Regions from separate parts of the Mus musculus genome. Here region 1 is linked to region 2. Evidence: chromatin loops called from intact Hi-C (ENCODE). Cell type or tissue: heart. All regions are shown on one strand. Links, peaks and the distances in the headings refer to the core of each region. The heading gives the core; the rest is flanking DNA.

What was found. Hi-C counts contacts between places; a loop is a spot of excess contacts. Peaks named below come from ENCODE experiments on the same cell type or tissue, not always from the same donor. Only the 100,000 strongest peaks of a DNase experiment are listed, where the experiment ranks them.
Region 1: a loop joins it to region 2, with 5 times the contacts of the local background. A loop is called at or near these places in 5 of 42 quality-filtered maps.

Annotation. Positions count from the first base shown.
Region 1 is chr6:21,979,318-21,990,552 of GRCm38, forward strand. Cped1 (cadherin-like and PC-esterase domain containing 1) reads left to right here and starts at 6,593. Exons shown (of 22, transcript NM_001081351.1): 1 at 6,593-7,742. The coding sequence starts at 7,494. In heart, for the core only: a CTCF peak has its summit at 5,779 (motif pointing right); DNase peaks (open chromatin) are centred at 5,954, 6,604, 7,024 and 7,634; H3K4me3 peaks cover 2,870 bases; H3K27ac peaks cover 2,026 bases.
Region 2 is chr6:22,040,036-22,051,270 of GRCm38, forward strand. The region is part of intron 2 of Cped1 (cadherin-like and PC-esterase domain containing 1); the gene reads left to right. Among named protein-coding and RNA genes, the nearest start is that of Cped1, 60 kb to the left of the region's middle. In heart, for the core only: no CTCF peak of the experiment used is centred there; DNase peaks (open chromatin) are centred at 5,096, 5,366 and 9,256.

The sequences.
Region 1 (11,235 bases), core at 1,862-9,861, 61 kb before region 2:
ATTTAAAGGATTCAAATGAGAATGACATTTAAAAGGCTTAAGGGAGGCTCTCTGTCCATAATTAACATTTGGGCAGGAAAAGATCTGTATAATTATGAAGTTGTTAAAATCTCAAAAAAAAAAAAAAAAAAAAGCTGATGTACTCACTATCCCAATGTACAGAACAAATAAATCTCAGGCAGCCACAAGTAGGAACTGTACAGCTATTCATTCATTTAAATTTGAAAGTCCCCAGCCTCAGCACTTTTGGCATTTTTTCTGCCAATGATTGTATCTTCATTAGAGGATAGAGTTCATAGCAACTGTGGGCTTCTGCTCTAAAACTCAGCAGCATCTGTGCCAAAAGTATTCCAGTGCCAGCTGGGACACCAAAGTGTTTCTAGAAACTGCTAAAAGCTCCCCTCCCTGAACCAAATATCACCAAGATGGGAAATGGTTAGGAGAACAATGGTAAGACTGATACAGAGTATCTGAATGAGTGATGTGTAGGTTTCCACAATGAAAATGTTTCAAGCAATCGCTTGCAAGTAGACACTTAGATACAGCAAAAGCACAGAGACAGGCAAAATAGCTTTCAATGTGAAGCAGTGTGATAGCTTACACAAGGTACAGGGCCATTAGCACAGTGTGAAATAAAATACAGCACACAGCGATTCAAATAAATTTGGTGCCAATGGAAGTTAGCTCAAAATACCGGTGAAGAGACAATTGTGGGAAGTGAGTGACGAACTGAAAATTGTGAGCTAAGCAGTTGACTGGTTTTTTAAAAGTAGTGGCACCAAATGGTCACTTAATAAAGAATTGCCAAGGCAAAGTGTGGCTGGCAAAGTGCCACTCTAAGGGGAGGTCTAAAATCAGAACCATTTTGCTTCAGAGGCCTCAATCTATCAGGACAGATTTCTCATCTTGAAATGTACAGATTGCAAGATATACCTATTTAAACAAACAGTCAAAAAAAAAAAGGGACCAGCATGACCATGAAGAAGTTGAACTGCATATATTTCCATGTATAAATTGGGCAGACACTGGGCAGGCAGTTCACATGGTCCTCAGACCTTGGTCATACTAAAAAGTTCTCTTAAACTGAAATTCTTAGCGTGAACAAAAAGTGGCTGCATATGGCTATGTGGAGAGAGACAAGGTGAGTTGGAAGAAAACTGAGCATGTTCAAATATTGACTGTATTAAACATTGAAGCAAACAAACAAACAGGGCCTTGTTTTAGTGTCTTACTTTGTGATTTCATTGACTAATGCCCACAGCACTTCCAGAACCATGTATGAGCCTAAATGGACACAGTTCTCTGACTTTGTGAGCAATGGATGAAAGCCATTCGGTTGACATGAGAGGATACATGATCTAACCCTGAAACAGAATCATAATATCTGCATGCAGAGCTTTGTTTAGAAGGCCTAATAAGGTGCCTCTGTCTATGCTAGAGTAGTGTAGCAGCTGCCTCCTACGGGGCAAAGGATGAGGGAAGAAGGTAGCCCACACATTTTCTATTCAACTTTGTATATATTTTGCACTGCAGAGAAGAATCACATGACCTTTGCAGGTGATTTCAAGGAGATTTGGTTCTACATGTTTACAATTAAAATTGGTTAAAAAAAAATAGCTTCACTGTCACATTTATCTCATCCTGATGGCTTCTATGATCTGTCCATTAAGAAACTTCTTGGATGCCTAAGGTTTGTTCATGAAGACCAAATTAATTTCAATTTGGAAATTACTAAAGCCATCTTTCACCTGTAGCTAATACTTTCCCAACTTTATTTTAAAGGTTCCCCATTAGGATACAAAGTTCATATTTTGCCCAAGTGGCAGCTGAAAGTATTAAGACTCTTCAGGGCCAGTTGAGAAATGCCTGGGATTTCGAAGCTTTCTTAACACTTCCTGAAAGATATGTATTCCCTATTTTGTTTCTCAAGGACACATGGCTTATCTTCACTTCAGCTGTGTGTGTCAGCTCATTTCCTTTTCCTCCTTGGCTTATTGATAAGGTACATTTTCCATGTCACCAGGCCCAGGCCAATACAATGACATGCTAATCTGAAGCTCTCCTCCTAAGAGATAACCAGTTCTTTCTTGTTCCTCTTGTGCTAATAAGTTGTAGAGACCCTCAGTGGATATCTAAGAGTCTGTGAGGTCATCAAAAGTCTTAAGGAAACTGAGAAGTAATAGAAAGTTGACATGTGAGCTTTACTACATTAGACCACTAAGATTTTGAAGCTGATAAGTCATCCTGCTTGGACCAGTTTTATCGGTGTGTCATACCCTAGTCATTTATAGTATCTGTCACATGTCTTCTGTTTTCCATAGTGTCTAGGATACCTTTGAACAGATTTAATTAATACATGACTCATGATTTAAAACTACCAACTCGTATTTAGAGTTTATTGGGAAAATTCAAGACAGAGCACAGCATAAGAAATGATAAGAGCTGAGAAGGCAGTCTGATTTTTATCGGACCACTTACTGCTAACAGCATTCCCAAGATTTGACGTGGGACACCACCGTGAGTAGTTGCAACCAGATTTTACACTATCACAATCAAGGACCTTCTTGTAGAGAAAAGCTATTCCCTGACATAAGCCAGCAGGGCTCGGAAGACTGCATCAGAGAGGTTGTTCCTATTGAAAGGTGTTACAGAAACAAAACTTTTGGATCACCAGGTGACCTTTGAGGCCATCTATTGATCGTGGTGCCCCTGGTTTATGATGAAGTTGAAATTCAGAGAATCCCTGGTCCAGCACTGAAATCTTTTTACACATATTTTTATCTGCACATGGTTTTAAAAATCAATACCTTAAAATGCAGTTTTCATAAGCTGGGCAATTGGAAAACTGAAATAAGAGGTCCATAGCGAGCTCTTGGTCTCCATGGGCCACATAGTGAGGCCTTGTCCCCAAAACCAACCAAACAGAAAACAAAAAACAAACAAAACCCAAGGATTGTGGGTAGGTGTGTGGTAGAATGCTTACCTACTATGTCCAAGGCTCTGAGTTTGATTCCCAAACAATAAGCCTTCATTGAATATTTGAGTCAAACTCAAGTACCTCAAGTGCATACCAAAACCAAAAGTAGCTATATGTGTCATAAAAAGATCATATTTTATATGTTGGAAAGAACACTGAAGGTTTTTGTTTTGTGGAAGATTGTTCTATGTTGTACAACATTGATATTAGAGTACATGTTTGCCACTCTCTCCTCACAATGCTGCTAAATGCCTACTTTTAAAGAAGTGTGTGTGTGTGTGTGTGTGTGTGTGTGTGTGTGTGTGTGTAAAGGTTACTTTATGAACTAGATCACAAAAGCATCTGGTTTGAAACAATGCCAAAACCCCAGGTTCACAATTGTACTACAGATATGCCCTCCCACTCCCACCACTGAGCCAATATGGTCTCTGTCTTTATTGTTTCCTGTATAGACTCCAATCTAACTCTGCCTAGCCTCCCACTCAAATATAACTCATATAGAAAGAAGACAAAGAACTCAATGGCAAAAAACAAAACAATTCCATTGGGAAAAAAATGGTTGCATTTAGACATTTGTCAAAAGAAGAGGTCAAATCACTTGTTAGCATCTAGAAGAGTGATCAGCTTCTCTAATGCCAGGAAGACACAAATCAAAACCATAGCAAGATGCCACCTCACCCCATTTAGGATGGTCATGGTACAAGGCCAAAATGGCAAGAACGGTAAGAATGTGGAGTGTTGGTGACCATGTAAGTTACTACAGCTAGTGGGGAAAAGGGCTGCAGATGTGTCAAAACTTTGAAAATAGAACTACTATCAGTCACTCAGTGCCATTGCTGGGCACAGAATCAAGGATACAAGACAATGTGTTTAAAGGACATCCGCACTCTTGTTCACAGCATTAGTTAAAACAGCCAAGGATAGAAATGACTACTGTGTTCTTCAGCTGGTGAGTGAAGACAATGAGCTATGCTTACATCATTTTATTCCAATAAAAGAAGAGAATGAGATCCTGTTATTTCCAACAATGTGGGTAGAATTGGAGATCATTATGCTAGGTGGGAAAGGACGAGTATAAAAAGTAAAGCCCATATGATCCCATTTGTGAGGAACCTAAAGGCAAAATTCTTAATGTTTTTACCCCAAAGAAATGATAAGCATTGAGTCATTATATATGTTTAGGCTGACTTGTAAATAACATGCTACATGCATGTATAGAAACATTGCAGGGTGCTGCGTTAATATGTCCAATATCTCTATCTTTATCTAGCCATCAAAACTGTGACTTTGAGAACACAATATTTGATCGTCAGGCATGACTAAAGCCATCCTCTCAAACCGTCTGTTCCCCTTCATCACAAAGAATAATGGAAAGAGAACAATTAGGGACAGAGTTTGTATCTGCTTCTTTTGTGTTCCCCGTGGCTCACCATTTCCATGATCTGCTCACGAGTCCGACACCTCACCACATTCTAAGCTCTGCTCGGACTGAGCCTGAGGATCTAGCACCTAACAGATGTGCATCCGCTCTCATCCACCTGCCAGCTGTTCAGGATGCTTAGGTGCCTTCCATGGACCATCTCACCTGGGCCATCAGTACTCGGAGGGGGGACTCTGATCTCACAAATGATGGACTTAGATTTCATATTCCAAAGCATTTATTTCAGGACAGCTTGTAAGAGGTGGTGAGTGTGATGATCTATGTCCGTAGTGGATTGACTCTAACATCTGATGTGGTCCCAGGAGTCTCAGTCCACCGGGAGCTGTGCTTCCTTTGCCACGTTCTTCTTCTAATTAACCCCTTCTTTTTCTAATACTATAACTATTTCTAATATTATTACTACTGTCTTCTGCTCCCTTGGACTCTGTAGTCAAGATAGGGAATTGAGTTCTTCAACTTATCAGAATCCTTTCTAGTTTCCTCTTAGCCAAAAGAAAGCTACAATGTTGTGTAAACTTTTTCTCTTCTGTTGCGTTTCCCTTCTCCCAACCTAAAGGCAATTCTAGTTAGCATCCAATTTACTCTTCTGTAATCTGACTCAGTGACTTAATAATTCCTCCCTCCAAAAAAAGGATTCTTCCTTCCTCAAAACTTGATTTTTTTTTCATAATTCTAGGGTTAATAATTAACAACTACCTATACTGCTCATAACACCCAGTAAACAGCTTTACCATACTCTGGGTCTTATTAACATAGAAACCATTCCAGTTTAGAGGTCTAGTAATTCCTATTGGCCTTCAAAATATATTACATCCACACAAAACCTGTGGCATGCAGCAGTGATGCTCTTTCAATGTCTATATGTGAAAACCAGGTTAATTTTCTCCCATTCCCTTATTTGTCATGGTATTGAAGACTGAATTTATATATTAAATAGTAGTAAAACATTTTATAGACTATATGTAAATAGACTGAGGTAAGTTATTGTTTATTCTATATTGACCTAATTAATTTGTTTTTAAGGTGCAAACTTTCCTTTTCTCTTCTCTTCTTCTTTTTTTGTTTTTTTATTCTGTTCTTTTCTTTTTTATTTTTTCTTTTGTTTTTTTTTCTTTTCTTTTTTGTCCCTCTTCTCTTCTTCCTCCTTTTCCTTCTCTGTCTCTCTGTCTGTGTCTCTGTCTCTGTCTCTCTCTGTGTCTGTCTCTCTCTGTGTCTGTCTCTGTCTCTCTCTGTGTCTGTGTCTCTCCCTCTCCCTCCCCCTCCTCTCTCTCTGCTCATCTATCCCAAGCTGACTCAAGTTTCTTACTAGCAAGAGATGTCCATTTTCTGAATCTTTTGTAGCTGTGAACCTCTAGGGGGCGCTCTTTCTCACAAAATATTAGAGTGTAATCTCTGAGTCTGGAATGGGTTTACTCTAGGGGTGTGGCCTCAAGGGAGAACATCTGCCTATAAGAAGTTTGGTTAGACCTAAAGTATAGAAACCATCTAGGTATTTGAAGAATGTCCCCGTGAGCTTAAACTAGTCGTTCCTAGAGCTGCCAAAGCAAGAACCTGGAGGTTCTCTTCGGTGGTCCCTCATCCTGCTGAGCCAAAAGTGATGCCCGTGAGAGGGTTGGTATGGAATTAAAAAGCCTGCTGGGTACTCCTTTCTCCTGGGCAAAAGTTAGAACTTCAATACCTACTACAGTCAGTTCATTTGAAGAGCTAGGCATCAGACTATTTGCCTCGGAGAACCACAGAGCGGTAATAACGGCGGAAGGACTCTGTTGGAATGGAGAGGGGACTTTTAGTTACACGGAATGTTTCCTCTTCAGTGGTCCAGACTGTCCGGATGACTCTCTTGTCCTCTTAGGCGAGACCACAATTCCCTGGAGTGATAAGCCTCCCGGTTAGCTCAGAGTCGGCCTTCATCTCTTCCTCGACCTTTAGCATCTATTGACTAGAAGCCATTTGTTATTCTGTATTAGGAAAACGCAGTGACACAGAGGATCAGAGATCAAGTATATTTCTAATTCTGCGGGTCTGGATAGGTAGCCACGTTCCAAGTTGGGATATGGGTGCCAACTGCTGTTCCCATGCACATTAGTAGCCTACCCTTTGCTGGGGCAGAAACTTATAACGCGGCTCGGACAGCCCCCAAGGCCAGAAAAAGCCTTAGTTTAGCTCCGCCCCGCTCGGCCTGGGTGGCAGCGATGGCCCAGGTCCTCCGGCTCTCGGCCCTGTGTGCAGCTGGCACGCGCGTGTCTCCGCGAGTCTGCGCGTGTCTGTCCGTGCGTGAGAGTGAGATGAAGCGGAGTCCTACGCCTGGGTGTTTCCTTCCAAGTGATTTTGATCAGCAATCCATTAGGGGATCATGAAAAAAAAAAAATCTGGCTAAAAGGATGAAAACTGAGTAAGTACACAGAACTTTGAACTTGAAACGGAATGAGACCAAACGCAAGCAAAGCCCTGACAGTAACCACATACAGCCAAACTGCTATCCCCCTTTTTTATGTTAAAAGCCGTGAATGCTAGCAGCAAAGTGGCAATTTAAAACTGAACGAAAGGAAGCAGCAGTTCTACAACATAAAAGGCTGGGAGCGGGATGGCTTTAAAACCGGAGGGAAAATGAGAAACTGCTAGGACAACCTGGCCGGCGCCCAGCTGTGCAACAGGCACTTCGCGTTAAATCGACTGCGTCTTCGGCTGGTTTCTGCCTCCAGACCCGCTTTACGGTGCTTTCTTTTTGCCCCAAAAGAGGAGACAAGCTGAACTCCTGACTTTAAGAATGTTGTGGAAGTAAGGCATTACCGGAAGGAACTCTTGGTAGCTGGGGATGCATTCGGATGATTTCTTATAACTATCTTTATTTTGACATCTTAAAAAAAAATCTGGCCAGTCACTTCTTACTGTCCTTCATTTAAGGGCTATTAACCACCTCTGACCGCTGGGTCCTATGAATCTTTGGCATGAACCTTCGGAAAGTTTTCAAGCGGAGATGGGGCGAACTTGATTGGAATTGTGTAAAAAGAAGACAGATGTGTGTTTTTTTCACACTGACAACGTGGCCAGGGGCCAAGTGATCCTGGACTGGTCATGGTCTGTCGACCCGGGTTCCTTTGTCGCCGGCGATTTTGCCCCCGACCTTTCCTGGTGGGTTTGGTGGTGGCGATCTGTCTCTTTTACCAGACCCTGACACTCCGAGGGACTAAGAAGATTGCAGCGGACGTCTCTGGCACTGTCCCACACACACCCTCTCAAACTCAGGCTAGCAGATGTGAAGAAGGATACCGGCAGGACAAACAATGCTTCCTTCTCTCTGCGAGTACCCAGGAAACCAGGAAGGTAAGTCTGAGTTGAGTTTATCCTGGGCGTCTGTGGTCGGCCTCTCTCTCCTTTCTGCAAAACTAAAATTAACTTCCATGTGGTCCGAATGGGAGCCAGAGTGAAAACAGTGCGGAGTGACCCGGTGACTGGGAGAGGTATTACATAAGCTGCCAAACTTCCTAAACCTACTTAAAGAGTTCTGCCCTTTATCCTTTAGAGGCTACCTTCATTGCAGTGAGGGAAAATCGCTTTTAAGATGTTAGAAGTCTACGAGAGCTGAGGATTTACACATCAGAAACAAAAGTCAGTTTTAAAATCTGAAAGAAAGAAAGAAAGAAAGAAAGAAAGAAAGAAAGAAAGAAAAAAGTCCGTATCTCTTTCTTAAATCCAAGAGAATGAATGATAAGACTCCCAAATTCAAGGATTCCTCCAGAGTTCCATGTCAAGACCTGCTAAGTTGATTCTGAGTTGGTGACTATGTTTCCAAACTAATTATTTCGGAAGAATTTAAAAGAATATAGTATCATATGCTTCTTAAAAATACTTGACATGGGGTTTAATTGTTCATAGAATTAGGAGAACACTGGTCCAGTATTGGGTCCATACCTAGACTCTAAGCACTCAGGAGGCGGAGGCAGTAAAATTATGTCACGCTTCAGTCCAGCCTGCTTCACATGAAGAGTTCTGGGCCTGCCTGTGTCAAGTAGTGAGGCTTTTTCTTTTTAAAGTGTGCATTTATGCTTGGTGTGGTGGACTACCTATAATCCTGCACTAGAAAGGCAGAGAAGGGGGCCAGGGGTTCAAGGCCAGCCTGGCTAACTACATTGTAAGCCCAAGTCCAGCCTGAGCTATATTACACAGTTTCATACAAAATAAAGGAAGGAAGGAAGGAAGGAAGGAAGGAAGGCAAAAGAAAAGAAAAGAAAGAAAAAAGAAAGAAAGAAAGGAAGGAAGGAAGGAAGAAAAGAAAAGAAAAGAAAGAATGAAAGGAAGGAAGAAAGGAAGGAAGGAAGGAAAACAAAGAAAGAAAGCAAAGAGTTGGAAACAGATCATTCTGTATTAATACCGAGGGTATAGTTGCACTATTTTTACTTGTGAAGTATAGGGTACAACACAAATCCAGGGAACATAAAATGTCCATTTTACTACTGCACTCTGTTCATGCCTGCCAGACAAATGCAGGCCCCTCATTGTCAAGTATAAAGAAGAAAACTAAAAGAGGTGAAAAACAAATTATTTGGGAAGTCGTGATGGAAAACCCACCGAACTGGGTGGCAAGATACCTTTGGGACCTGCAGGAGGTGCCTTTTATCTATGTAGACTTGGGGGGAGTTTCTGAGCCTGCTTAATAGTACTTGGAGCAGAATTTTATCTTGGGTGGCAGCATGGTTGCTGTTGTCAGTACTGACACCTCGGGGGACACTGTGGTGTTTTTCAGGCTCATAGCTCAGGTAGATAGGTAAGTAGGTAGGAAGCGAGTAGGGTTTCTCTTAAACTCAAGTTGGCTGTCACTGAAGGATGCTCAAGTGATCCACATGGCTAGCAGGATGCCCTGTTGCATCCCAGAGAAATCAGGCTGCTTGGTTTCTACCACAATATATGCTCTAAAGAAAAAACGAACTCGACCATTGGCCTAATCATTTCTGAAGCCACAACTTGAAGAACCCCCACCAAGTCACTGTAGATTAAGATGGTGAGCATTTGAAGACCGCCACGGAAGAGCGTTCACTTGTTAGCAAAACTATGAAGATTGTGTTGACTCATGGACAGAGGACGATGACAGATGACAAGGGCAGGGCCATCTTTAAAGGAGGCTTCAACTCACGGTGTGAGTCAATCTCTAGATGCTATGAAGTCACGGAAGAGTCTACTTTTGGTTAATTTATGAGACTATAACTTTTCTTTTTGTTATTTTTCTTGAACGCTTTGAATTTATGACAGATGTCACTGAATTTCAAAGCTGCTTTTCCTTCATTTTAAAGCCACCTTTTGGCGGTTTGTAATAGCGATGTCCTTGAGAAGTAGGTGGGGTACATCTTTCTTTAAATGCTTCAATGTTTCCTAGGAAATGTAGATGGAAACGCTTTATTACTTAACTTTTAGCTTCCTTTACTTCCTTACTAGGCATTTCCTGAGTCCTGCCTCGTTTGTGACTTACGCATATGTTAACTGTTATTTGTAGACCGGCACAGAAAATTCCACTTCAGCTTCAGAAAGCCTGCTTCTTGGAAAACATCTGAAACTTATTGGCTGCTGGTGTTAAAAAAAAAAAAGAAAAAAATTCACTCTAGAATTTTCTTCAACCAAAAGAATGCCAAACACCAAACACATGATGGTTTTGGCTTCCAAGTGATTCAGAGTCTTAAATGTTAAAAACACAAGCAAGATTCTAAATCAAAATGATAGTTCAGTCACTACAAAAATGGTGTTTCCAAATATTTGCTCTATACCTCTGGTTTTAATGTATGCAACCCACTGCCAGCAGGTAGAAAGATGTTGTCATGCAGGCTTTATTCAAAATCAGAAACAAACAAATCCTACAGACCAATACCTCCCCAAAGGAATCAAGTGATAATTATCTGCAATTATTAAATACTCTTTCAGATATCTAACATGGAGAGACAAATCAATATATTATGAATGTTATATAGATAATTTAAAAAATAAAAAAAGTCACTAATGAAATAACCAGCAAGACACTGCCTAGGTGGTTGTTTCTCAAGACCTACAAGTGGCGTTTAGATAGGATATCTTATAGATTTGTTTTTATCTGTGCATTTTGAAATTTGTAATTTCTCTTACTCAGAGAACAAACTACTCAACTTAGCAGAATCCCTCATCTTTACTCTCCTTTACAATAAACTCTCTTAAAAGATGCTTAAAACCACTGGACTTGCTTATTCACATTTCAAAGAAAAAGTGTGTGTGGTTATTTAAAAGATCTCTAAACATCAGAAATCTCATGCAAATACTTGTGTGTAGGTGTGTCTACAGATCTCTGTGGGAAAATAATGGATTTTGATCAGATATTCAGAACTGAAAACACGCCAAGACCACTGGAAGTGCTTAACCAGCTGCATGCCTCAATGTTTAACTAACTGTGTATATAAATTTGTCTGGATTTCTGTGTGTATAAATTTGAGTATATAATTTTGGTCTGCATAAGTAAACCTAAAATGAAAAACCAAATTTAATTAAGTGTCCCAATGAGAATGTTAAAACAAACAAACAAAAAAACTGACTTCGTGTGGAAACAGAGATGTCTTTGGGGTAAACATTGAGAGTGGCAGATAACAGAATATTTCTCTAATCACAGCTGTCGGTTGTTGATGAAGCAGCAGCAAGGGTTTCCTGGCCTTTGGGGCTGCAATTCCTTCTTAGAGGAGACCCTTTATACTCTATCCACCCAGTAACACAGGCTCCTGTAGACAGAAATATTTGAAGACAGTAACTTTGCCTTCCACACCTTTCCCACTGAGACTTGATTCAGCATTAAAACCGTTCCCACTGC
Region 2 (11,235 bases), core at 2,149-10,148:
ATACCTCTCCTGGGCATATGTCCAGAAGATGCTCCAACTTGTAATAAGGACACATGCTCCACTATGTTCACAGCTATTATTTATAATAGCCAGAAGTTGGAAAGAACCCAGATGTCCCTCAACAAAGGAATGGATACAGAAAATTTGGTACATTTACACAATGGAATACTACTCAGCTATTAAAAACAATACATTTATGAAATTCTTAGACAAATGGGGTGATCTGGAATGGATCCTGAGTGAGGTAATCCAATCACAAAAGAACAGACATGATATGTACTCACTGATAAGTGATATTAGTCCAGAAGCTCAGAATACCCAAGATACAATTTGCAAAACACATGAAACTCAAGAAGAAGGAAGACCAAAGTGTGGATACTTTGATCCTTCTTAGAAAGGGGGAACAAAATACCCATCGAAGGAGTTACAAAGTTCAGAGCAGAGACTGAAGGAATGACCATCCAGAGACTGCCCAACCTGGGGATCCACCCCCAAAACAATCACCAAACTCAGACACCATTGTAGATGCTCACAAGAGCTTGCTGACAGGAGCCTGATAAAGCTGTCCCCTGAGAGGCTCTGCCAGTGCCTGACAAATACAGAAGTGGATGCTCACAGCCATCTATTGGACAGAGCATAGGGTCCCCCAATGAAGGAGCTAGATAAAAGGCCCAAGAAGCTGAAGCGGTTTGCAGCCCCATAGGGGGAACAACAATGTGAACCAACCAGTACCCCCAGAGCTCTCAGGGACTAAACCACCAACCAAAGAAAACATATGGTGGGACTCATGGCTCTAGCTGCATTTGTAGCAGAGGATGGCCTAGTCAGTCATTATGGGAGGAGAGGCCCTTGGTCCTGTGAAGGTTCTATGCCCTAGCATAGGGGAATGCCAGGGCCAGGAAGTGGGAGTGGGTGGGTTGGGAAACAGGAAGAGGGGGAAGGGAATAGAGGATTTTCAGAGGGAAAACTAGGAAATGGGATAACAGGAGTTAAGAGCACTGACTGCTCTTCCAGAGGTCCTGAGTTCAATTCCCAGCACCCACATGGTGGCTCACAACCATCTGTAATGGGATCTGATACCCTGTTCTGATGTGTCTGAAGACAGCTACAGTGTACTCATACATAAAATAAATAAACTTAAAAAAATAAATGTAAACAAAGAAAATATCTAATAATAATAATAATAAAGATGTGAGGTCTCAGCTGCTACATCAGCCGCCGTGTTCTGCCTGTTGAGATGCTGCCTTGATGTTAGGGTGACAGCTCCTTTCCCTTCGGGACCGGAAGCCCCAAATAAACCCTTCCTTCTATGAGTTACTCTGGGCTTGGTGTTTTTATCATAGCAATGAAAAAGTAACTAAGACAAATAATGCAGTGATGCTCTGCTTCTTTGAGAATGTGGAGATAGCTGTCTGACTTACCTGGAATTCTTCTACATGGGGATTAGTCCCTCTGTCCTCACTAATTAATGGGTACTGGGGACTTATAATCAAATCGTATTTTACTTGTTTTGTTGCCTTGGGCACCAGTGGCTCCAGTCTTACTCTTAGTGTTTTATCATTGGATCTTTGTCTTTAGGCTTGTAAAGAACTCGCTGGGACTACAGTACTTGAAGCTCATTCTATGTGCGTCCTTCACTAGCCCTCCAATGAACCATTTCCCCACAAACTTGCTCCTTTTTAATCAGAGTATTCTGGCAGGATTATGTATATCCCATTTCTTATAAACAATTCAGTTTGTTGCTGTGTTAATGTCTCCTAAATAATTTTAATCTGGCAAGCATCTTCAATATCTAAAATTTTGGTTAAAAAAAAAAAGGTTTCTTCCAGGCGGAACATTGTCTGAGAGACACACTCAAATGTACCCCCAATTGTAGCTCAAAGGGAGGTTAATAATTAAAATGTAGTGGAGGGAACCGCATCATGCCTCCTGAAGCAACCACTTCCTAAGGTGTTTATTTCTTGGGAGTAAACTCACATGCTTTGGTGAAGCAAATTTCTACAGAGTAGGAGTATTTTCTTTTGGAGGATATATATGTACCATTGCTTTCCTGAACTTATGAATAGGTCAGAAGAGTTTCAGGAGCTGAGAGCTGTTTACAGAAGCAGTCTCCATGATCTGCCTCACAGGCTCCCACAGGGTGAATATCTGAGAAAGGTTCAGAGAGGCAGGGAGGAAATGCTTTGGAAAGTCTGTCCTGAGACACAGGGCTTCCATCACCAGCTTGGAAGGAATGTGGAATCAGAGCAAACACCTACGGCCAGACTCCCAGGGTGAAGAACCCAACTGAATTACAGTTGGTGATCATATTGTCTAATTTGTTAAAGAAAACAAACTCCTGTTGAATGCTTGCCTTAAAATTAATGCTAAATTCTGAGTCACCAACCCAGAATCTACAAAGTCTGTGTTAGGGATTGTAAGATGAATAGCCCTTCTCGGGAAGGACAGCACTGAGTAAAGTTAATTATGGGAAACATGTTACTGATCTGTAGATCAATCAGGTTGCATGTGTAGAACAAAAATTAGTTTATTCTTCTTCAGAGACTGGAGAGAAGAAAATCAATATTGAGATGCGATTAAATATAGATCCTAATTAATTTATCAACAAGTCTTAAATGGGCCTAAAACTGTAATGTTATCATCAGGAGAGTATCAAAAAAAGTAAGGATTTTCTTATTGAGCAAGAATTTTACAACTTAGTTGCACAAGAAGACCAATGCAGAGAGAACCGTAAATTAGCCTTCCATATTATGAAGAGATATTATAAATATCTGAAAGATGCTCATCTTGGACTGAACTAGTTTGGTACAGTGGTGGAACACTTGTCTACATGTGCAGAATACCCAGTTTGGTCCCTAGCACAGAGTAAAGAAAGAAAAAAAAAAACTAAAAAAAAAATGGCCAAAAAGAATGCACAGAGATTAAATAAATATCTGTAGTACTTTGTCTTATAAGTTTATACTTGGTAAAGTTTGTTTAGGGAAACAAACAATTCTAGATGTCTTCTTAGGGAATATTGTCACCTAATACTGAGAATGAGTGAATGAGGTTTGGCTCTGGTAGCTAGACACTCAAGGATAAGTCTGCTTTCTAAACCATAGATTTTAAGTCTCTTCTAGGGGGAACAAAATACCCATGGGAGGAGACAAAGTGTGGAGCAGAGACTGAAGGAAAGGCCATCCATAGACTGCCCCACCTGGGGATCCATCCCATATACAGTTACCAAACCCAGACACTATTGTGGATGCCAAGAAGTGCTTACTGACAGAGGCCTGATATAGCTGTCTCCTGAGAGGCTCTGCCAGAGCCTGACAAATACAGAGGTGGATGCTTGCAACCAACCATTGGACTGAGCACAGGGTCCCCAGTGGAGGCGTTAAAGAAAGGACTGAAGGAGCTGAAGGGGTTTGAAGCACAACAATATGAACCAACCAGTACCCTCAGAGCTCCCAGGGACTAAACCACCAAGTAAAGAGTACATATGGTGGGACCCAAGGCTCCAGCTGCATATGTAGCAGAGGATGACATTGTTGGACATCAGTGGTAGGAGAGACCCTTGGTCCTGTAAAGACTTGATGCCCCAGTATAGGGGAATGCCAGGACAGGGAAGCGGGAGTGGGTGGGTTTGTGAGCAGGGGGAGAGGGTATGGTATAGGGGGTTTTTGGAGTGGAAACCAGGAAAGGGGATAACGTTTGAAACGTAAATAGATAAACTATCTAATAAAAAAGTTAAGTCTCTTCTAAATGTTCACAGAAGAATTTCCTGTATGTAAGACATTTGGAAGTTGGTTTAACTCTGTTTTTCCTTTGTTTTGTTCCTCTTATTTAATCCATAGTAGCTATGTACCTAAATATTTATTATATCTTTTTCAAAAGACTAGTGTTTTTCTAAGAATTTTTCTGTTTTTTATAACAGCATTTCAAAAGCTTGGCTTTTTCATTCATATCCTCCTGTCCTCCTTTCCTCCCTCCCTCCATCTCTCCCTTCTTCCTTCCCTGTCTCCTCCCTTCCTTCCCTGCCTGCCTGCCTTTCCTTCCTACTTTTCTACTGTATATGTAGGGTGTATACATGTAAACATTTGCAGGTGAGAGTTTAATACTATGTGTCTTCCTCTGGGCTGTGAGATAGGGTCTCTTACTGACCCTAGAACTCACCAAATTGGCTGTCTAATAAGCCCCAGGGGTCTGCTGGTTTATCCTTCTTTAGCCCTTGTGATTATAGGTTGTGCTACTTTGCCTGGCTTAAATGTAGACGTTGGGGCTCCAAACTTAGTGCTTACATAGCTAGCCCTCTACTTACTCAGCCACCTCTCTCTCCCTGGGCCTCTCTTTCCCTTGCCTTTTATTTTATTTTATTTTATTTTATTTTATTTTATTTTATTTTATTTTATTTTATTTTTGCCATGCTTGAGATTGAACCCAGGGAGTACCTTAGCTTTTGACTGAGTTGTAATTTTTTTTTCTGTTGCTCACATTCACTAACTCACTCATTTATATACGTTTAACAAATATGTCACATATTCTCTTTATATTTCAGCCAGTTGATAAGCATGGAGATTATAAAACTGAATAAATAGCTGTAGTCTCTGCTCTCCTGAGCTCAAATTCAAATCAGAGGCAAAAAGTATGGGGGGAATGATGTGTGCCTGTAAACCCAGAACTTAGGAGGCTGAGGCTAAAGATCGGAGTTCAAAACCCACCAAGGTCACATAGTCTTGCCTCAAAAAACCAAATTAGTACAAACCAAACTAAGGTCAACCAACCAACAAATAAAAACAAATTGGGAAAAGCAGATAATAAACAACTATATACATAGCAGGAGGTAGTAAATGTTATGATGACAATAGAGCAGGAATAGATGTAATATTGTTTGTTTGGCTGGGGTTTTTCAGGTTGGGGTGGGGGAATTGTTTCCAGTGTATGGAGTTCTCTTTCCTTGAGAATAAAGAATTTCTGTGCAAATGGTACTAGTGTGAACAGCACTATCTCACAGTGCTCTGTACTCTGGATTATATTACTGATCCAGCATACTTTATCAGCAAGGGAAGTTATTTGTGAACCGGGAAACAATTGTTTGCTTTTTATGGCAACCTGCCCGAGGAAGATGGAAATGTTCTGAAGACAGCCTCCCTCCTTATGGTAGATGCTTGATTTCAAAAGAAAAAAAAAATTGTGTTGAAGGAATTAAAGCATACACAGTGTCTATTTAAGTGTGAATTAATAAGTGTGGGTCTTCGTAACTTCTCAAATTGTATGTGACACATCCCTCCCAGCAAACCCTGTGGTGGCGTGCTCCAGATCGTTTTGTTCAGCCATGTGCTGGCTGGGAGGAGCTGGCTGCGGAGTGTGTGTGTTTTTGTAATTTTGGGCCGGAGAGTGGGACGTGCACATCCTGTTTTGGTTTGGTTCGGTTTGGTTCTAGAACTTTACCCTATGACCTCTCTTGGCTGGTGTCACTCATAAGGCTCTGGTTTCCTTGTGATAGGGAAAGAAACAATATCAGTCACCTAAAAAGCAATCCAAGGAACCTTTTGGAAGTTTAACTTTGAAACTAGGTGGAAGCCAGGTTAGTGTTTGTAGCTTCTGAGTGCCCGTGTGATTGGAGATTAGTTCATTTCACATGGGAAGACTGAACGGAGTTCAATGCCAGAAGCATTGCCAATACTGGGTCTAGTGCTGGGTGAGGGTTGAGGGGTTTCTGAGTATACCCACTATAGTCATTCTTTCCTCCAAGTTCCCAGAGCAGAAGAGACTTCCTAAGAACTAACTAAAAAAGACCAAAGCTATATATACGGTGTGTGTGTGTGTGTGTGTGCCTGCCTACATGCATGTCTGTCCATCTGTCTATCTGTCTGTCTGTCTGTCTGTCTGTCTGTCTGTCTGTCTCTACTCCTAAAGTATGTGCAACATACTTCTAAAGTATGTTTCTAGTCCGCAGCTGTCACAAGTAAATGAAGGGGAATGTGGCATCAAAAGTTACATTTCTCTGTCGCTTCCTCATGATTTAAGAGGCCAATGGTGACAAGATCATGGCTGTTAGACCTAAGAATCTAGCACTCAAGTCCAGTAACTACATGGAAGCTGTTGGGCAAATTACCTAGTGCTTCCGTGCTTCTCAGAACATCCATATCCAGTAGATTCCATCTCTAAAGTAAAAAAAAATAATAATTGAAATCAATATTTGGAGCACATTAAGGAGCATTATGAGCACTCAGAAATTCTTACCTGTTGGGGCTGGAGAGGTGGCTCGGCAGTTAAGATGCTTGCTACTCTGGTAGAGAAGTAGAGTTTGGTCCCCAGAACCCATGTTGGGCAGTGTAGAAAGAACTGTAACTTTTGCTCCCCAGAATCCCATGCCCATTCCTTCTTCTGGCCTTTGAGGCATGCATACGTACATGCATGTGTGTGTGTGTATGTGTGTGTGTGTGTATGTGTGTGTGTGTACACTACACATACACGAACACAAATAATAATGATAGTAATGATAATAAAAGAAATCTTAGAAGAATTTTTAGATGTTTCTCTCCTTATTCATTGCTACTTATCTCAGGTACTTTTCTGTTGCTGTGATAGAACACCATGCCCAAGAGAACTTATGAGAGAAAGCATTTTACCTGGGCTCACTGTTCCAGAAGGTTAGAGTCTATGATGCAAGAGCAAAAGCATGGTGGCAGGAGCAACTGAGAGCTCACATCTTAAGCACACCGGGGAGACAGAGAGAGCACACTGGGAATGGCACAAGTCTTGTGATGCCGCAAAGTCGCTCACAGTCAAACACCTTCATCACAAGGCCACACCCCTTATTCCTTCCCAAACAGTTACACCAACTGGGAACTATGTATTTAAATGTAGGACCCTGTGGGAGCCATTCTCATTGAAACTATCCTATATATAGTCATTGCAGATTTGGACCCTAAATTCCAATTCAGTATTCTATACCATATAGAATCTACTTTTTCTTTAGGCTAGCAACTCAAGGAATCACCAAGTTCACCAAGCACTCTCTTGCCTGCTTTTTATTTTAACTCAAACCTACACTTTACTTCTCAGCTCTGTTAGCTCTACATATGGAAGAAACAAATCAAGAAAGACATTTGAAAGGCTATAATGTTTGTTCACTAAGGAAAGTCTACATTAAGCCCGTTAACACTGAGACAACAGCCCCGGGAACTCATATGTGCAGATTCAAAAGTGAGGCTGTGAGTAGTGATGGGTCAGTCTAAAGAGGAGTGGCTTGTGAGAGAGTTTGGCACCCCACCCCAAGAAAAGACAGCCATAAATCTCTCTTAGTGTGTCTAGGCTCTGAGAGGAAGGAAGACCATGAAAGGTCATACTTCAGTCTTTAACAACTTTAACCAGCTAATAAAATGTAGCTGGTGCTACACTAAGCCTCATCCTGTGGCAGACTTGCTAAATGTAGACATCAAAGAGATTTTCAGATATCTCTCTACCACTAACTGACCAAATATCAATATCCCTGTATCCTTCCAACAAAACCAACTTAGCTAATGAGCATATCTAATTCAGTACAAGCTAAAACAGAAACATCTCTTTGTCAGATGATGGATGAATAGAATGGGGACATATGAGTATTTTACAGCAGGTCTAAAACTGATGCTTCTAGGTACAGATGAAGCAAACTTAGGGCCAAGTAGAGAACTCCTGGAGACCTCCCCGAAATCTTTAATGCCTTGCAAGATATAGTCCAAGTGATACTAGAATTTCCATAAATGGCTGAAATCTGTTTTATAAAGTGTGATTTTGCTAACACTTACATATGGCAAATACCTACCCACTATCCTGGCCACACGTAAGCTGTTTGAGGACTGCACTTGTCCCCATGTCTCTTGCTTATGAGTTCTGCTGTGGGTGCTGAGCATGTGTCTGCTAGTGGCTTATATTGTCTTCTACTAAATGGTGGACCCCAAGGCCCCCAAAAATTTTGCAATAGTTTGAAATTTTACTAAGGTAGAAATTTGTACCTGGAATGCCCCAAGGCTAATTTGGAGATGCGATGTATTTAGGGAATATCCTTTGCTTTGAAGTCAAAGTTTCTCTTTTTCAACATGGCTTGGGAGTGTGTTTGGCCAAATTTGAATACGTATTATGTCTCCTGAGACAATTAAAACTTGTCTCCGAAAAGTGGGGGATGGTAGCGGGAGTTAGTGGAGGGAATTGACTTCTGAAGCCAGAGAAAGAAATGTAGACAAAGTGAAAATATTACTAAATATTTAACGTATAGAGGTTTGGGAGGTTGGCATAGAATTCAGTGATGGAAAGAGAAACTTTGAACGGAAACAATCAGCACTGTGTGGACCATGGTAGCAATAATTACAGAAGAAGTATATGAAGACATCTCTTGAAATTCCCATTATACTTTACCTCATTTAAGAGAACATTGAAGGGCTATGAGCCTTTTTTTGAATTATTCATTTTTAAGTTAAAATATTAATTGAATATTTTTGAGGGATGAGAGGTCACCTTACGAATGCCAAGAGACTCTGTAATATTTTATATTATCCTAAATCCCTTTTAATGTTTTAGACCCCTCCAATAGATTGCTGAGGGCACTTGCTGCCTGCTCTTTTCCTTTCCATTTTTAAAAATGTATTTTGAGCAGAGTACTGCTCGTCGAAAATTCTTAATGAATTGCTTTAAATTATTTAAATGTGTCTCTCAATTTTAAACGTTTATCACTGATATGTGTGTTTCTTTCTACCAACCCTAGAAATTGTGTGCCTGCAAAGTCAGAAGGCACATGCCTTGGAGGAATTCAAAATGCATTCTGGTTTAAGAGCCCAACAATGCAGTCCTTAATTTGAAATCTCCATCTCTTTGCATTTCCTTATCTTCTTAAAATATTTAGTTGGGGATCTTATGACAGGAAGTTCCCCCCCCCCTAGGGTTTCACTATTTCCTGAACCAGACATGGTACGAAATAAAAAATGCATTGTATTTCTCTTTGAATTCAAATCAAAAGATGTTGGCTGACAAAGCCTGCTGAATGTTCAAAATAGAGGATTAGAGGCATTGCGCTGTATCTGGTTTTAGCTCCAGGAACTGGTCTGAAAGTGTCTTCAAAGTGAGGGTATATATGGCAGCCTCCATCTCCCAAGCCTGAGGGTTGGCGGCCGGTCGGTCGTTGCCTGGATAAAATTCCCTACTCCAGCTTCTCTGCTGACTTCCCCCCTGCCCCTCTGAACTGCTGTGCTGTCTTTCAGGATCTTCAAGAACAAGCCAACAACACAGTTGTGAGATGAGAGCTTGAGTTCAGTTGTTTAGATCACTTTTGTTTGCCAGGAAGTTTCCCCTTCTGGCAGTAAGGCAGCACAAAACATAGTCCAGACTGCATGGGGTTTGTCAGATGAAAAAGTACTTGGTTGGCAAAGAATGAGATTTCACGGCTAATTATAGATTCTTCTCCCTTATTAGCTCTTTCAATTGTTCAGCCTTACTTTGGAAGAGTTACGCTTCTACATGAGAAATTCTTCTACCAAAAAAAAAAAAAAAAAAATGAGAGGCTGGAGAGATGGCTCAGTGGTCAAGAGCACTGACTGCTCTTCCAGAGGTCCTGAGTTCAAATCCCAGCAACCACATGGTGGCTCACAACCATCTGTAATGGGATCTGATGCCTTCTTCTGGTGTGTCTGAAGACAGCTATAGTGTATTTATATATAATAAATAAATAAATCTTCAAAAAAAAAAAAAAAGAGAAGCGAGGGCTTTGGACAAGCTGGTTGCCTCCTCAGCTTTTTAGAAGTCATTCCAGATGGTGCAGGAGATGAGTGGTGGGGTGTGGTATGAAAAGTTATTGAAAGAATGTTAGCCTCACCACTCATAAGGGAAACAATATACATAAAAAATATATTTTAACAATTTTTATTGGTTAGTTTATCTATTTACATTTCAAATGTTCTCCCCCTTCCTGGCTTCTCCTCTGAAAGCCTCTTATCCCACTCCCCCTGCTTCTATGAAGGTGCGTCCCCACGCACCCACCCACTCCCACCTCCCCACCCTCAAACTCCCTTCACAGGAACAAGAGCCTCTCCTCCCATTGATGCCAGATAAGGCCATCCTCTGCTACATATACAGCTGGATCCATGGGTCCCTCCAAGTATATCCTTTAAGTTAATTTTTCAAACCAAATGTTGGGGAAATGTGTCAAGCTACACTAGTTTGTTGGTTGAGCCCCACTCCATCTTGACTATTCTCAATGCACTTGTTTGGTTATTATCTATATCACTAGCAATCAAAATACATTTCTTCTGTCTGTTTGTCTCCAAGGGGTGATGCATTTACTGTTCCATCAGGGATTATCTATTTACCAAATATTTTTAAAGCACCGATTACATTTAAGGCATTCTGACTAATAAAAAAAAAATGAAAGAAAAGAATAATTGCCTAGGATGAAGAGATGTCTGACTAGTAAGAACTCTTACCATGCAAGTAAGAGTGCCTGAGTTCTCGTGATGTTAGCACCCACACTTAAAAAATGAGTGGGAGGTGGCCACTCATGCCTACACAGCAGTGTTGTGTCAGCAGTGTTGTATCATAAGAGATACAAGGGCCACCAAGGTTTCCAGGCTGTGAGCATAGCTCCAGATTCAGTGCGAGGTTCTGTGTTGAAGGGATCAGGAAAGTTACACACACAGTCATGCTTAAGCACGTGTGCCGTACACATATACACCACACTCACAGAAACACACACACAGAGGGATCAATAATGATAGCTTCTTACATGCTCATAAATAATAACCTGCGAGCCTGCCAGCACTCACTCTTATAAGTTGGCAAGTTATCGTGACAGAGTAGATGACTTATTGGCAGAGATTCTGTCCTTGGTCAAAGCTGAAATATTAGTTGTTTCAGTTCATGCTGTGTCCTGAATTTTGAACCTCACTCCAGTATCTGTAAGGAGTTCCCAGATTAATTTTTCATAAAACCTTTCAAATTTTTATTAATTTTGCTTTCTGCCAGCATATTCTTTTTTTATAAGAAGTCTTACAATTTTTTAAAAGACTAAGGTAATTTATACATAGTCTAATTTTGATTTTTCAACATAATTTTATAGATATTCAATATCTGAATTTTTCTTAGATTAAAATGCTAAATATGAAATGTTAAGCTTTTGAGTCAGAGTTGAATTTTAGTTATTCTGAGTATAAGCATTTTGCTACGAACAATGTTACTTGTGTGTTAGAGTTTAAATCATCACACTCTTTACTGGAAGGAGCT